2 separate regions of the Mus musculus genome follow, and region 2 is linked to region 1. Evidence: chromatin loops called from intact Hi-C (ENCODE). Cell type or tissue: heart. All regions are shown on one strand. Each heading gives the region's core, and the rest is flanking DNA. Links, peaks and the distances in the headings are about the cores only. Region 1 overlaps Gm33588 (a long non-coding RNA gene). Region 2 overlaps Gm40487 (a long non-coding RNA gene).

Region 1 (8,330 bases), core at 154-8,153:
GGCCAAGGATGTTTGACAGTGGCCAGGTGAGACTAGCCACTGAAGTTTAGGGCAAGTGGAGAGACAGAGATAATACTTTGGCAAGGACATGCTTTTCTAGGTGGGAGATATCAGCGCCCAGCAGTTGTGCCAAGAAAGCAAGTTTGTAAAGGAATAAACTGTGTGTGTATCTTATCTTTTCTCCGTGGATTCAAGGGAAGCTGGGTGAGGACTGGTAGAGCCCCGGAGCTAAAGGTAAAGGCAGGTAGAGCAGAAGGGAAGCCGGGTGGGGGCTGGTAGCTCAGCCCGCCCTGGAGCTAAAGGCAGTAGCATAAAACAACATGCAACAACACACCTCCTAATATTGCCGCTTTCTGGGAGCCGAACATTCAAACACGTGAGTCTGCGGGGGGTGGGGGGATGGGATGTGGGGTGAGGGGGGGATCTATTCAAACTACTACAGTTGCAGCACCTAGACCAGTCTTCAGAGACTGGTTTAACTGAATATACCGAGGGCCAAATTTGAATTTCCTCCTTTTCCTCAATGGTGTAGGTGCCCCACTTCACTCTTATCATTCACAGGTACACTGGGTTACTGTTCTAGCTGGGTTGGATGGTTTGTAGTTCAGTAGCACACTTCCATGCTACTGTAGCTCTGGGTACCCAGCATACTCCCAGGACTTAAGACATGCATAGTAACAATGTATTCAAAAATGAATAGATACTAGGTTCTCTCTCAATCTCTCTCTCCTTCTCTCTCTCTTCTCTTCCTCCCCTCTGTTCTTCCTTCCCCTCCTCCTCCTCTTCTTTGTCTTCTCTCCCTCCCCTCTTACTCTCCTTCCCTCCCCTCCTCTCCCCCTCCCTTCCCCTCCCATCTTCTTCTTCCTCCTCTTCCCCCTCCTCCTCTTCTTCTTTTTCTTCTTCTTCTTCCTCTCTCCCCTTCCTTCTCTTCCTCCTTCTCCCCTTCCCCCTCCTCTTCCTTCTCCTCTTCTTCTTTCTGTGTGTAGTCAAGTTGGTAGCAATGGCAGGGAAGGCAGTAATGACTGTGTTTTACAGGGTAGAGCTAGGAAAAGATTAAGATATTGTGTCCTTTTATTACAAGGGACATTTTCTTTGCCAGCGTGTTTGGCAAGGTGAAGCCTTTTCTGAAAACCTAACAACTGGTTCTAATTTTACACAGTAAGAGGGAACTATAACCCAAAGCTGTATATCCACCTGAAAGAGAGCCGTGTTCACTTGAGGAATATTTAATGCTATTTTGTTTGGTATCATTAGATACCACACACATGCTAATCACAACTACAATGGCTTCATCCTCCAGTACATGGGATTGTATGCAGGGGTAGGGGAGTGGGCAGGTAGGGGTGGGTGAGGAAGTTTCCTGGGGAAATGAGGAACAAGGTAATCAAGGGAGACCTCTTATTCTATAATAAACCATCTTGAGTTGGGGGTGATTAGTGGACATCCCCCCTTCTTTTTTTTTCAGATTTATTTATTATTATATATAAGTACACTGTAGCTGTCTCTAGACACACCAGAAGAGGGCATCAGATCTCATTACAGATGGTTGTGAGCCACCATGTGGTTGCTGGGATTTGAATTCAGGACCTCTGGAAGAACAGTGAGTGCTCTTAACTGCTGAGCCATCTCCCCAGCCCTGTGGACATCCCTTAAGTTCAGACCCAGGTAGCTGGGTGTAGTAGATTTTTAACCCCAGCACTTGGAAGGCAGAGGCAGGCCAGTTCTCAGCATTTCATGGTATAAGGTGTGGACAAATGGCAGTTAGAAATGTGCAATTAACAGGCCAGTTCAAAGGACATAGACAGATAGTAGGAGGAACTGATCTATCTTGAGGGCACATTGGGTAGGGCCTATCTGCAGTAAGAAGTGCAGAGATTCTAGAGCCAGGTCCAGCATCAAACCAGAGACATGCTTTTCTTAGAGCACTCTTGAGTCAAAGACAAAAGATACAAATGTATGTAAAGGAGAGCAGAAGGTACCAGGCAGAGATGAGTGAGGAACATGAAAAACTGTATGTGGGGTGGGGGTTAGGGTAGGGATATGTGTGTGCAGGGGTAGTGGAGTGGGAAGGTAGGGGTGGGTGAGGAGGAACAAGGTAAGCCAGGGAGAATCTCTTATGCTCTAATAAACCATCTTGAATTGGGGTGGGGTAGGGTGTCTAGTAGACACCCCTTAAATTCAGGCTCAGGTAGCTGAGTGTGGTCAGTCTTTAATCCTAGCACTTGGGAGGCAGGGGCAGGGGCAGGGGCAGGGGCAGGGGCAGGGGCAGGGGCAGGGGCAGGGGCAAAGGAATCACTGTGAGTTCAAAGCCAGCCTGTGCTATATAATGAGTTCTAGAACAGCCAGAGCTACACAGTGAGAGCCAGTTATCAGGGAGTCTGGGCCGTTTTTCTCTAGGGTTCTAGCACTGAGCACAAGGGGTGGGTACCAACTCATCCTGGTCTTTTAGGTACTTTCTACTTGTTTTTTTGTTGTTGGGTTTTTTTTTTTTTTTTTTTTTTCAGATGGTAAAGGAAGACACTACGTTTTACATAGCATGATGGGTTTCAATGTCTGCCTCGGGCATCACTTCTGTGCTGGTCATCCCTCATCTCCATCTCTACTCTTGCTCACACACTCACCTGCCATGACTCAGCTAAAATCCCTGCCTCTCCAGGATGGGAGTCATCACCCTGCTTTCTCTCATCTCAGCCTGCCCCGCACCTGTTGTGGCCACGCCCTTCGTCTCAGCCCTTTCCGAGCAATAAAGCATCCTTTCCTTCCCAGGGTCTCACTGCTCTCTGCAGCTGGCTAGGTTTGCAGTGTTTAGCATCAACACCGACTCCTGCCTCTCTTCTAGCCTTTCATCCAAGTTTCTAAGCACCGTTGTAGTCTCAGGTACTTAGGAGCCAGAGGCAGGAGGATTATTTGAATTCAGAAGTTTGAGATTAACCTAGATGATGTACTGAGAGCCTATCTCCATTAAAAAAAAAAAGTGTGTGAAGTGTGTGTGTGTTCCTGTGTCCTTGGTTTGATTTATAGATATTATGAATCTTATAGTTCTGTCTTCTCTTCCTGCCTACCTAATCGCTCTTCCTCTTTCCCTCCCTCATTCCCTCCCTCCCTCTCTCCCTCCCTCCCTCCCTCCCTCTTTGCCTCCCTCCCTTTCTTCCTCCTTCCTTCCCTCCAACTCTTCCTACTCACCTGCCCTTCTTTTCTGGTTTTTGATTTTATGAAAGAACATTTATCTATCTATCTATCTATCTATCTATCTATCTATCTATCTATCCCTTTTATTTGTATAAAAACAAACAAAGGATTTTTGAAAATGGAGACACACACCTAGGCAGGTTTGTACATTTGAAACTGGACTCCGGCAGAGTGTGGTTTCTAACTCCAGTGGAACAGAAGTGTTGGGCAGTTTGAAGTTGTTCTCAGATTGACTTCATACAGGTATTACATTCATAGAATAAAATAGCTTCATTAAAAAACCAAAACTAAAACCTAGCAGTGAGCACATGTGTCTTTTTGGAAAAGAAAACGTAGCCCTTTCACAAGTAAAACCCAGCCTGGCTCGCTGCTCTCTGCCTCATCCCCCTCTTACTGTTTTGAGTAATTTGCTTATAGAGGGTACATGTTAAATCTAACATTAACATTTTAAATCAGAGGACTACGTGGAGAGGGGGGTGGGGTGGGTGGGAGGGGATTGAAGGCAGTGGATTTGTTAGGTGTCAGCACACAGGAGTGAAGGCACACTTTAAATCAGTCACTAGACATTACTTTAGCAAAAAATCAAAATATAAGCAGAAGCAGGTAGATCTTGGTGAGTTTGAGGCTAGCCTGGTCGATGTAGAGAGTTGCAGGCAGCCTGGGCTGTGTAGTGAGACCCGATTTCAATATCAAACCGTGGTGCACACCTTTGGTTTTTTTTTTTTCAAGACAGGGTTTCTCTGTGTAGTCCTGCCTGTACTGCCTGGCTGTATTTTGATTTTCATTGTTGTTTGGTTTGACATAGTCTTACTATATAGTTCTGGCTACTTGGAACTCTCTATGTAGACCAGGCTAGCCTCAAACTAACCTACCTCTGCTTATATTTTGCTTTTGGTTAAACTTACATTTTATATCTTTGGCTAAAATTAGTTCAGGTAGCCAGATTTCCCCAGACTCAACACTACCTCCTTTCTCTTTTTATTTTGCTTTTGGAAAAGCCCCTGAAAGTCCATTCGTCTCTTTCTGAGTGTTTTAGAGACGGTGGAAACGATTCCTCTTCTTGGTTAGAATTAGCAGTTGCGTCCCACACTTGACTGAGACAGCTCTACTCACACATAGCTCTGCCCTGGGCTGGATGTGATCCCAGGTGGGAAGTTAGGCTTTACCTAAGGAGACACAAGAGCATTTTGTGGAGTTTGTTTTGCTTTTTCAAGACAGGCTTTCTCTGTGTAGCCCTGGCTGTCCTGGAACTTGCTCTGTTGACCAGGCTGGCCTTGAACTCAGAGATCCACCTGCCTCTGCCTCCCAAGTGCTGGGATTAAAGGCGTGCGTCACTACAGCCCAATTTTGTGGATATTTTTGAAACATCTTTCTTCATAAACTCAAGGATATATAAATATGTAATTTTTTGATACAGACTTGTGTACACACACACACACACATTTTGAGATAAGGTCCTACTATTAACTCGTTTGTAACTGGGTCTAACTATTAACTACTGTGAACTAGCCAGTTTGATACTCACTATGTAGCCCAAGCTGGCCTTGAACTTGTGGCAATTCTCCTGTTTTAGCCCCCTGAGTGCTGTGATTGTATTCATACCCCACCACACAAGCTTTACTATATTTTGATTAATGGAGAGGTAATCAAAGACTTAAATCAAAAAACAAATCAGAGACTATGTCATCATGAAGAGATTTCTTTTTTTTTTCTCTCTTTCTTTTTTGAATCACACAGCAGCTTGAACTGATGAAGATAGCAGTGGTATAAACTCAGGACTCAAATGCACAGCACACTAATTGTGCACTTGCTGTCTTCCCAGCCCGGCTTAAAGTGTGGAAGCTGACGTGTATAGACCAGAACTGAGACTCACTCTTTTTATCTATTTAAATTTTGACTCCTGATGTTGGTGGGAAACTGGCTCATAGGCAAATGATTTCAGATTAGCTTCCATGTGTGGGAGGGACTTCCTTGTCAAACTTCGCCTGTTAGGCAGCGCCCAGGCCATTCTTTTTCTTGACCCCATAGACATCCAAGGAGTGAGGGTCCAGATAGAAAAGAAGTAGGGCAACGGAGAGAACCTGATCAATATGCACAGGGAAACCGGTTTCACTCACAGGGTTTTGTTGTTTCTGTTGTTATTATGTGTGTGTGTGTGATTATACAGTGTGTACACACGCACACACACACACACACACACACACACACACACACACACACACACGCACCTGGTGCCTGAGGAGGTCAGAAGAGGGTGCTGGAATTGGAGATATGGAGAGTTGGTAGTTGCCATGTGGGTTCTGAGAACCAAACATAGGTCCTTTGAAAGAGCAGCAAGTGCTCTCAACCACTGAGCCGTTGCTTCAGCCCCTGAATACTGGTTTTCTTTAATTGTTTTTTCTTTTCTATGAATGCTTGCACTTTCTGGAACCACAAGAAATCACTGACCCTAACTCTGGGGCTTGTCCATTTCTGTTGCACAGTTAAATGCTCACAATGCTCCCTGGAGTCTTTCTAATTTTCTAAGACACAGGAAAGGAAACTGAACTTCAGAGTCCGTCCTACAGCAGGTGGGGAGGTGAGTGAATGTGTGTGTAGTGTGTGTGTGTGTGTGTGTGTGTGTGTGTGTGTGTGTGTGTGTCTTTTCCCAAACATCAGTAGTCCCTCAGATCATAGGACCAGTTACATACATACTATAAAACCACTTTCCTGGGGCTGGAGAGATGGCTCAGTGGTTAAGAGCACTGACTGCTCTTCCAAAGGTCCTAAGTTCAACTCTCAACAACCACATGGTGACTCACAACCATCTGCAATGAGATCATATGCTCTCTTCTGGTGTGTCTGAAGACAGCTACAGTGCACTGATACATAAAATAAACAAATCTTTACAAACAAACAAACAAATAAATAAATAAATATATTATTGAAGTTAGTTTGGTCATATCCTTGCCTTCTTTCTTTTTAACTCTTACCCGTTGCCCATCTGTCTTGGGGTTGCACTGGAGGTGAAATCAAGCAAGGATCTCCTGACTCACAGCCTTGTTCCCTCTTGAACTTTGCCACACTTGGTTGCTGCCTGTTTTATTGACAATGACCGGAATCACATTTATACAGCCAAATATGCTGTGTGCCATGTTGACCTGAAGTTATTGAAAGCGCTGAGGACTGGAGAGGGCTTGATCAAGAGCTCTGGCTGCTCTTGCAGAGGACATGAGTTCAATTCCCAGCACCCACTTGGTGGCTCACAGCTCTAACTCCAGTTCCAGGGGATCCAATGCTGTCTTGTGGCCTCTCTGGACACCAAGCATGCATGTAGTACACATACATACAGACAGACAAAACACCTACACACATGAAATAAAATAAATCTAAAACTTAAAAAAGAACTGACAACTTTTCGGTTAAAAACATCTCTTCTAGATCTTTTCCCATGAGAAATACACTTTTCTCTATTTTTACTGTTTATTGTTTTAATGATTATTTTTTAAATTGGCTTCAGGCTTATCTCTCTGTAAACAAACAAAAGGGACTTTCCTTCCTGCTGGTTTTCACAGACTTTTCGAGAGCAACGTTTACTATTCTTTCAGAGCTGCAACGACTCTTGCTCTTCCCCAAGACCCCGGAACGTGGGACACATTGGGCTTCAAAGGTGATTTAAAGTTCCTATTTTTCTGAGGTGCATTCTGGGGGATTTCTCCTCAACCTTTCTTATCTAAGTGCATACAAAGAGCAAGCACAACTAAACAGTCAAGGAGCAACAGTTTTAATCCCAGGCGTCTGGGGGTTAAGTGGGTTTGCAGACTGGGCCCCTCCCCTGAGCGTTACCTGCCACCCCATCTGGATTCACTTAGAGGCCACCAGCCAGTTATCTGCCTCCCTCTCCAGCAAAGCTCTTCACGGGATTCCTGACAGCACTTACTTAGCCAGACCTACTGGGCAGAACGTGATCCCTAGATGATAGTGCATCATAAATCCGCCTGCCCTGCCTCGCCTCAGCGGGCATGGGACCTCCACGTGACTCATTCCACAGGCTTCCTGTGAGATTAGACAGGTGCTCGCTGGGAATTTGAATAGCTTTAGATCCAGCAGTTCTGCTATTTCTGGTGTGGGCAGTGATGACTGCTCACCCAGGAGGGCAGGACCAGTGGCCAGCCTGTCTCTAGCGTTAACATCATCTGTCCCGCTTGCTAAGGAGCCTGCGTCGAGGACGCTACACCAAAGGAATCGCTGTTCTTGGAGTCTGCTGTCTCTATCATGTACCTAAAATAACTCCGGAGACACTGATGAGGGCATCACTGACAGACATGATTGGCTTCAAGGGCATCTGAAAGACCGAGCTTGCCCTCTGATTTAGGAGGCCTGGGGGGGGGGGGTTCTTCTGCGTTGTCTCTGGCAGCCTGCCATTTGCCTCTTCTACATGGCAATCTCTCCTCCGACTTCAGCTCCTGGGATAGAGATCCTATCTGAGGGGTCTGGTCAAGGAAGTTACCCGAAGCGACCACCTGCTCTTATCATTCCACGGCTGGGTTGCGCAGCCTCTTCTCTAGGTCGCGATTTATAATCTGATACTTGTTCTCTTCTGGTGAGTTCTGTGTGCCACACTTAGCTCCACAAAACTCCACAACCTTTGGTTGGTTTCCCTCCTCTTCCTCTTCACCTGCCTTCTTCTTACTACACCCCCAACCCCCAATGCCTAGCCCATAGTGCTTAACTGGTTCATAGTAAGTTTTAATCAAATTCCATTAGTAAATTCAATGATGAGATTTTTTTTTTTTTAAACCGCCTTCCCTGCCTCTTCTTCATTATGGGCTGCATAATTTTCGGATTTTCTTGAGCATACTTTTAACCTCGTTTGAGAAAAGCACACATCTAAAGCTTTCTATCTACCAATAGACGCGTGGTTTTTCAGAGATGGTGGTATTTATTAGATATCTCATTCCTGTAAGTCCTGATGCCTTTGCTCCCGCTGTAATGCAGCCAGAGTCGTTGAACTGACCATTCTCTTGGCAAAAAACAAACAAAATATCTAGACTGAAGGCTCACAAGCAGAAATACTTCAAGGAGCTCAGAAGGAAAATATTAGAAACATTTGTTCATCTTCTTTAATCTCCTGATAAGAAATAGAGGTAAGTCTGAGTAAT
Region 2 (8,330 bases), core at 204-8,203, 90 kb after region 1:
TGAAGCTGGAAAGGGTATGGTGGGAAAGGAGGAAGATGTCCTAAGGGAAATGGGAAATGAGAACATTGGAAGGAAAACGTGGACCAGGCAGAAGGAAGGGAAGAGGGAGCACGGGGAAGAGGGAGCACTGGAGGGGCAGTGTGTGGGGAGGGGAACAGGGACAAAGGATAATGAGAATGTTCCGGTGAAACCTGTCAACTCAGATTCGAACCTAAAAGTGAATTAAAAGTAAAATAGGATAAATATAGTAATATGTATACTCATCGTTACTCTGTGGGTGGTAGCTTAGTATACGGTGTATTCATGTGTGTAAGTATGTCTGTATGCAAGCTTGAAGAGAGGCCTGAAGTCCAAACCAAGTATCTTCCTCTATCACTTTCTGCCATGTTTTTGTTGTTGTTGTTTTTTGGTTTTTTTGAGACAGGGTTTCTCTGTGTAGCCCTGGCTGTCCTGGAACTCACTTTGTAGACCAGGCTGGCCTCGAACTCAGAAATCCACCTGCCTCTTTCTCCCAAGTGCTGGGATTAAAGGCGTGTGCCACCACCACCCGGCTTTTTTTTTTTTTTTAAAGATTTATTTATTTTATGTATATGAGAACACTGTAGCTGTCTTCAGACATTCCAGATAGTTGTGAGCCACCATGTGGTTGCTGGGAATTAAACTCAGGACCTCTGGAAGAGCAATCGGTGCTCTTAACCGCTGAGCCATCTCTCCAGCCCCTCTGACTTGTTTTTTTGAGGTCTTTTTGATGAAGTCATCAATTAGCTAAACTGACTGGCCAGAAGACTCCAGGGACTTGCCTCTCTCCACCCCACCAGTGCTGGGATTACAGGAGTGTGCCATCACACCATATTTTTTCTTGCTTCCTTCCTACTTCTCATTTTCTTTTTAAAGATTTTATTTATTATATATAAGTACACTGTAGCTGTCTCCAGACACACCAGAAGAGGGCAGCAGATCCCATTACAGATGGTTGTGAGCCACCATGTGGTTGCTGGGATTTGAACTCAGGACCTCTGGAAGAGCAGGCAGTGTTCTTAACCACTGAGCCATCTCTCCAGCCCACTTTTTTTTTCTTTTTTTCTTTTTTTTTTAGAGATTTATTCATTTCTTGTTTTATATGAGTGTTTTGCCTGCATGTATGTATGTAGCCAACGTGCGTGCCTGAGGGTGTCACATCTGGAAGTGGAGTTGCAGTTGGTTGTAAGTCCGCTCTACGTGAGTGCTGGAAGCAAAGTCCCCTGCAAGAGCTGTCTGTACTCGTAACCACCGAGCAGTCTCTCCAGCCCTTCCCACACCTGTTTTTTTGTATAGGGGGATCTGAACCCAGATCCACTGCCTACACAGGAAGCACGTGATCTCCCGAGCCATGATCCTCCCCCGTGGGCTGTTTAAAATTTGTAAATTGTTTTTGGAATGTTCCAATTAACATTTTCAACTTTTTTTCAGGGCATGACCGGCTCTGGGAGCTGAAGCTACAGAGGATGATAAGGAGGACTCTTGAAGTGGAAAATGTGCCTCAGCCTCGGGAAGGAACTGCATCCTGGAACTGGAGACCGGGATGGACTCCAAAGAGGCCTTTCTGGCTCATTCCGGTTCCCTCTGCACACCTGCCTCAGCCTGTGGTCGTTTAAAAAAAACAAAAACTACTCCTGACCAAATTAGCTTTCTAAGCTGCCCGTGGCGGTTCAGGTGAGTAACAGTTCCACTCGCGAATTCCTGAGGGGAATTTGATCTCTCGAGGCTTTCCTGGGCCATCCTCAGCGATGCCAGAAAATTGGGAGCCACTCATCAGAGCCAGACACACAAGCTAACCCTAAAGTGACAGAGAGGCTTGAGACTGGAAAGATGGGGACCAGGGAAGATGGCCGGGTAGTAAACAGATCGCCACACAAGCACGAGGACCTGAATTTGAGTCGCAGCATGGTCCATATGAGAGCAAAGCCAGAATTTGTAACCCTAGTGTCAGGAGAGTATAGCTAGTGGTTCTCGGCCTTCCTAATGCTGCGGCCCTTTCATACAGTTCCTCATGCTGTGGTGACCTCCAACCATAACATTATTACGTCGCTACTTCATAACTGTAATTTGCTATTGCTATGAATTGAAATGTAAATATCTGATATCTGACCCCAGGGAGTCATGACCAGCAGGTTGAAAGGCACTGGTATAGACAGCCGGTTCCTCAAAGTTTACTAATCTGAGAGGTAAGCTCCAGGTTTAGAGGGAGACTAACTCAAAAGGTCGGGAGGAGAACAATAAAGACACTTGATCTCTGGTTTGCAAAAGCACACTCATGGGTGAGTGTACTTGAACAGACAAGGAGAGAGAGAGAGAGAGAGAGAGAGAGAGAGAGAGAGAGAGAGAGAGAGAGAGAGAGAGAGAACACAAACAAGAAAACACACACACACACACACACACACACACACACACACACACACACACACCGAGGGGAAATAGGCCAAAGCGTTTGCCCAGCAAGGCAAAATCTAATTCTCCAGTTTGGAATGTAGATCTGGCATAGTCTTATTTTCTTCCATTTCCTGCTTGCCTCCCTATCCAGACTCACCCTGCATAATGCATGCAGTTGACCCTCCATGGCTACAGGGCTCTGCACAGATTGTTCGCACTCTGGAATGTTCTTCCTCCTTTTCCACCTGACTGGCTTCTAATCATGCTTCAAAGAGTCAACTCAAATGTCACATTCTCATGCACAGAAAGTAATCTCTAGTCCGGGTCTCATTTTACTGGGAATTAATCATCTTAGTTGTCATGGTGAGACTTGTTACCCTTGGAGGGGCGGTAGCAGCATGCATCTTGGGAGTAAAGTGGTGTTCACAGTAAACTTCTGAAGGATATTCTTTTTTTTTTTTTTTTTTTTTTAATTTTTTTTTTAAAGATTTATTTATTTATTATATGTAAGTACACTGTAGTTGTCTTCAGATACACCTGAAGAGGGCATCAGATCTCATTACGGGTGGTTGTGAGCCACCATGTGGTTGCTGGGATTTGAACTTCGGACCTTCGGAAGAGCAGTCGGGTGCCCTTACCCACTGAGCCATCTCACCAGCCCCTGAAGGATATTCTATTCGCCACCAGTTCCTATGAACGACGGTTTCTAAATGGTGACGGTGAAGTTACAATTGGTAGCAGTATCAAAAGATATGAAAGGGGCTGGAGGGATGGCTCAGCGGTTAAGAGCACTGACTGCTCTTCCAGAGGTCCTGAGTTCAAATCCCAGCAACCATATGGTGGCTCACAACCATCTGTAATGGGATCTGGTGCCCTCTTCTGGGGTGTCTGAAGACAGCAACAGTGCACCTTCATATAATAAATAGATAAATCTTTAAAAAAAAAGATATGAAGATTTTTTTGTTTTTTTGTTTTCTTTGTGAGTCAGAGAAAGTGGGGAGGGAAGGAGAGGTTCCTGATAAGATACTAGCTATTCCCTACTACTAATAACACCTTAGGCATATCACAACCTAACAAATGACTACATTTCCCAGACTTCCTTGTGGCCAAGGCCAAACATATGACTAGGTCCCCACCCTAGTTTATGGATAGAAGAGATAAGCGTGACATCCATGCTTATTGCTTAAGGGGAAACAGTTTGCTGTCTGCTTTTTCTCTTCCCCTTTTTCTGGACCAAATATAAGGTGGTCATGACCCAGCTTTGACCACTCAGCCAAGAACAACATCCTAGGAACTGTGATGCAACATGATGGGAAGGAGCCACGTCCCTAAATGACCCAAAGGAGCTCAACAGCGCCAGCAGCCTGGACCACTCAGCTCTGGTCAGTTGCGTCTTCTTCAAGCCAAGAGTTGGGATCGTAGCCATGTTACCAATGCTTTACTCTAGCCATCTAGCCTTGCGGCCAAACAGGAGACAGTTCTCTAGAGCAGAGAAGAAATCACTGGTCCCCTTTTTGTCTCCATACCCCAAACATCAAACATAGCATCTTATAGATGAGAAGTGTTCAAGGAGCCTTTGATAATTCAATGGGTGCTGGGCTGGAAGGGAGGGAAGAGACAGGCGGTAAAAAGTGAGTGATGGAATGGGCTGTAGTCTTGGAAGTAGAGTGTTTGCCTGGCATATAGGTAGGAGGCAGGCCCTTAGTTTGATCCCAGCATGGCAAAAAAAAAAAAAAAAAAAAAAAGACGGAAGAAAGAAAGGAAAGATGAATGGAAGGAAAGAAAGACTATGTTAGAACATCTCTGAACAGCCCGTGAAGCAAGCGCAGGTGAAGGAGGACTTCCATTGCTGCCACCTAGATTCCATGGAACTTTTTTTTTTTTTTAAAAGTTAGGGGGGAAAATATCACGTTAGTTGATTGACCCCTGCTGGCCGTTTGGAATTCTGCAGCTTGAATCAGTCAAACTGTTCAGCCAAAAATGTCTTCACTTTTTAGAGATCAAGGAAGCAGCTGTTAAAAATCTGAATCCACACTTAGGAAGCACTAAAACCCAACAACGATAGACACAGCCGGGGGGGGGGGGTCGGGGGGGGGGACAGACGACGACTAACAATAACAGAGAAGTGCTCTGGGCCGGCCACGGTGGCGGCGGTGCTGAAGCAGCCCTCCTCCAATGGAGGAGGGATGGCTCAGGATCTGGTTTTGCTCTAGAAGGTTGATTGAAGCTCGGGGTCCAGTTTCTCCTTTTTATAGATGTGTTTCTGTCCTTTGATCATGTCAAGCCGTAAGATGTCTCTCTGGTCCTTTCTCTTCTCTCCTCCTGTCATTTCCTTATCTGTTTCCACAGCTTGGCCTCTCTCTCTCTCTCTCTCTCTCTCTCTCTCTCCCTCTCCCTCTCTCTCTCTCATTTCTATCAGTGGAGTTAGTCATGACATTGTTGAGTTATTTGATTAAGAAAAAAAAATGAGGGCTGGTGAGATGGCTCAGCAGGTAAGAGCACCCGACTGCTCTTCCAAAGGTCTAGAGTTCAAATCCCAGCAACCACATGGTGGCTCACAACCATCTGTAACGAGATCTAGCACCCTCTTCTGGAGTGTCTGAAGACAGCTACAGTGTACTTACATATAATCAATAAATAAATCTTTAAAAAAAAAAAAAGAAAAAAAATGAAAGCTGAAAAATAAACAAAAAACTTTCTTTCTTTTTTTTCTTTTTTCTTTTTTTAGTTTAGTTTTGTTTTCTTTTTCGAGACAGGGTTTCTCTGTGTAGCCCTGGCTGTCTTGGAACTCACTCTGTAGACCAGGCTGGCCTCGAATTCAGAAATCTGCCTGCCTCTGCCTCCCAAGTGCTGGACCCACACCCGGCTGTAACAAAACACTTTCGTTCACAAACTCTCTCAAAGCATTGTCAAGAATCAGAATCTCCTCAGACTAGAAGAAGGCATCCCAGGGCAGCGGCAGGGCTCTTCTTCAGTTTTGGGGATGGGGGAGATGCTTCTAAAAACCAGCCTGGTAACTCTCAGAGTGGCTGGAGAGATGGCTCAGTGGTTAAGAGCGCTCACTGCTCTTTCAAAGGACTGGGGTTTAATTCCCAGCATTCACGGAGTGACTTCAACTCCAGTTTCAAGGTGTCTGACTCTGTCTTTTTTCCTCCTCTTGAGGCCCTGGGCACTCTTTTTTTTTTTTTTTTTTTTTTTTTTTTCGGTTTTTGGTTTTTCGAGGCAGGGTTTCTCTGTGTAGCCCTGGCTGTCCTGGAACTCACTCTGTAGACCAGGTTGGCCTCCAATTCAGAAATCCACCTGCCTCTGCCTCCCGAGTGCTGGGATTAAAGGCGTGCACCACCATGCCCGGTGAGGCAGAACACTCATATGTGCTGCATAGTTTTACATAAACTTGAGACAAGCTAAAGTCATCTGAGAGGAGGGGACCTCAGTTAACAAAAGTCCTCCATCAGATAGGAAAACCTGTAAGGCATTTTCTTAAGCAGTGATTGATAGTGAGGGCTCAGCCATTTGTGGGTGGGGCCATCCCTGGGCTGTGATTCTGGGATCTGTAAGAAAGCAAACTGAGCAAGCCAGTAAGCAGCGTCCCTCCATGGCCTCTGCGTCAGCTCTTGCCTCCAGGTTTCTGTCTCATTTGAGTTCCTGTCTGGACTTCCTTCAATGATGGACTACAGAGTGGAAGTGTAAGCTAAATAAACCCTTTCCTCCCCAACTTGCTTTTCGGTCATGGTGTTTCGACTAAGCATCAGAACTCCACCAAGGACAGTGGATCTCAATAGGTGGCCCAGTCTAGACTTGGACTGTGTAGCCCAGAACTCAGGAGGCTGAGGCATGAAGATAGTAGCTTTGAAGACAGGCTGGGCTATAGAGCTCAAGTCTAGCCTGAGCTATTCAGAAGGGCTCATACCTGGAGACAGAGGGCTTGTGAAAGGCTTGTAGGATATTCCTGATGGAAGATGGATTCACCCCAAGCCAGTCACTGGGGCTTTCTCTCTTTGCACACTGAAAAGTATGTGGTCTTTTCTGTTTCTTTGGCTCTGGCTGCTGGAGAAAGAAGCAGAAGGTGTTGTTACCAACTATCTATGATGCCAGGCTTCTAGGTATGGGAAGCAATGATATCCAGAGAAGAGGGGAAGGGTGCATGTGAAGGAGAGCAAGATGAGGAAGCGTCAAGGCTGGAGCAACTGATCCTGTATCCTCAAGGCCAGATCAACTGATCCTGTATGCTCAGACACCAGCACTATTTTTTTTTTTTTGATGTGCACCTGCCCTCTTCTAGAGACTGTTCAGGGAGAATATGAACATGGGCTCCCTATTAGAGATAGGGATTTAAAAAGACAATAAGCTTATACTGTATGACTTTGTTTATTTGAATCCTGTGATTGTATATGCTCTGCCCAGGGAGTGGCACTATTAGAAGGTGTGACCCTGTTGGAGCAGGTGTGTCACTGAGGGTGTGGGCTTTAAGACCCTCATCCTAGCTGCTTGGAAGCCAGTCTTCTGCTAGCAGCCTTCAGATGAAGATGTAGATCTCTCAGCTCCTCCTGTACCATGCCTGCCTGGACCATGCCTGCTCCCACCTTGATGATAATGGATGGGACCACTGAACCTGTAAGCCAGCCCCAATTAAATGTTGTCCTTTATAAGACTTGCCTTGGTCCTGGTGTCTGTTCACAGCAACGAAAACCCTAACTTAGACAAATCCCTAGGACTTGTTAAATCCTGCAACAGGGAGATGTCAGGACAGTGGCTCTTGATTCAGTGTGTGAATATGTGAATGGAGTTGGAGGTTGACTGGGAAGGACCGTGTGACGGTTTGTATATCCTTGGACCAGGGAGTGGCACCATCTGAAGGTGTGGCCTTGTTGGAATAGGTGTGACCTGGTTGGAATGGGTGTGTCACTGTGGGTGTGGGTATAAGATCCTCACCCTAGTTGACTGGAAGTCAGTCTTACACTAGCAGCCTTTGGATGAAGACATAGAACTCTCAGTTTCTCCTGTGCCATGCCTGCCTGGATACTGCCATGCTCCCACTTTGATGGTAATGGACTGAACCTCTGAATCTGTAAGCCAGCACCAATTAAATGCTGTTTTTTATAAGACTTGCCTTGGTCATTGTGTCTGTTCAAAGCAGTAAAACCCTAACTAAGACAGACCGTGAGGGTATTTTCTGTATTTCTATGAAGGATTTGGATTTCCTTCTTATAAAGCTTAATTCAAAAGTAGACCAATAGACCCAAGATTTGTGCATACCACAGCATATAGATCAGATGTGGCTAAGTGTTGAATTGGGGTGGAGTGTTTGTCAGGGTTTTCTGACTTCTTGGTTCATTTCTAACAGGTCTCTATGCAGCCAGGTATATTTTGGATGCTTCACCTTCTGGATTCAGAAAGTTGGTACTAGGGTGTTGAATATGCCCAGCCCCCAAGGCTTGTTGCCTGGCAACCAACCAAGGATCTGTTGATAATGCTATAATCGTGACTTCATCCTGAGGAGAGATTGGCAGCCAGCTTCCAAAAGGGTACCCAGGGGTCCCTATCAACAAGTTATGACATTAAGTCAAGCATCATGCTTGTTCTCGGGTCAGTCGTTTTGGAGGAAGCCAGTCCTGAGGAGATGCCTCCTGACCCCCAGCTAGCGTCAGCTGCCAGCCACCTGGAGGAGTCACTTTGGAAGCAGATCCTCCAGACCTGGTTCATGCTTCACCATGAGCCTCCCGAGAGGGCTCAAGTCAGATCCATCTTGCCAAGAGTTCCCTACCCAGAGAAGCTCAGATGAAAGGCAGACTGCTGTCTGAGGCCTGAAAAACTGAGGTTTTACTATGAGATAAATGATGCAGAGTCACTGCGGGGATCTTCAGCAGACACTGAAGGTGTCACCCCGAAGGTACAGTCTGCATTTTTATGGAGAACTACAG

What was found. Hi-C counts contacts between places; a loop is a spot of excess contacts. Peaks named below come from ENCODE experiments on the same cell type or tissue, not always from the same donor. Only the 100,000 strongest peaks of a DNase experiment are listed, where the experiment ranks them.
Region 2: it touches region 1 in a loop (4-fold over the local background); 5 of 42 quality-filtered maps call a loop at or near these places.

What each region holds. Positions count from the first base shown.
Region 1 is chr8:33,971,522-33,979,851 of GRCm38, forward strand. It overlaps Gm33588 (a long non-coding RNA gene), which reads left to right. Exons shown (of 2, transcript XR_378863.2): 2 at 2,505-2,983. Among named protein-coding and RNA genes, the nearest start is that of Gm33588, 11 kb to the left of the region's middle. In heart, for the core only: no CTCF peak of the experiment used is centred there; a DNase peak (open chromatin) is centred at 7,220; H3K4me3 peaks cover 1,196 bases; H3K27ac peaks cover 3,661 bases.
Region 2 is chr8:34,061,815-34,070,144 of GRCm38, forward strand. It overlaps Gm40487 (a long non-coding RNA gene), which reads left to right. Exons shown (of 3, transcript XR_870314.2): 2 at 1,450-1,692; 3 at 2,561-2,757. Among named protein-coding and RNA genes, the nearest start is that of Gm40486, 10 kb to the left of the region's middle. In heart, for the core only: CTCF peaks have their summits at 3,288 (motif pointing left) and 4,337 (motif pointing left); DNase peaks (open chromatin) are centred at 1,587, 3,727 and 4,297; H3K4me3 peaks cover 398 bases; H3K27ac peaks cover 2,244 bases.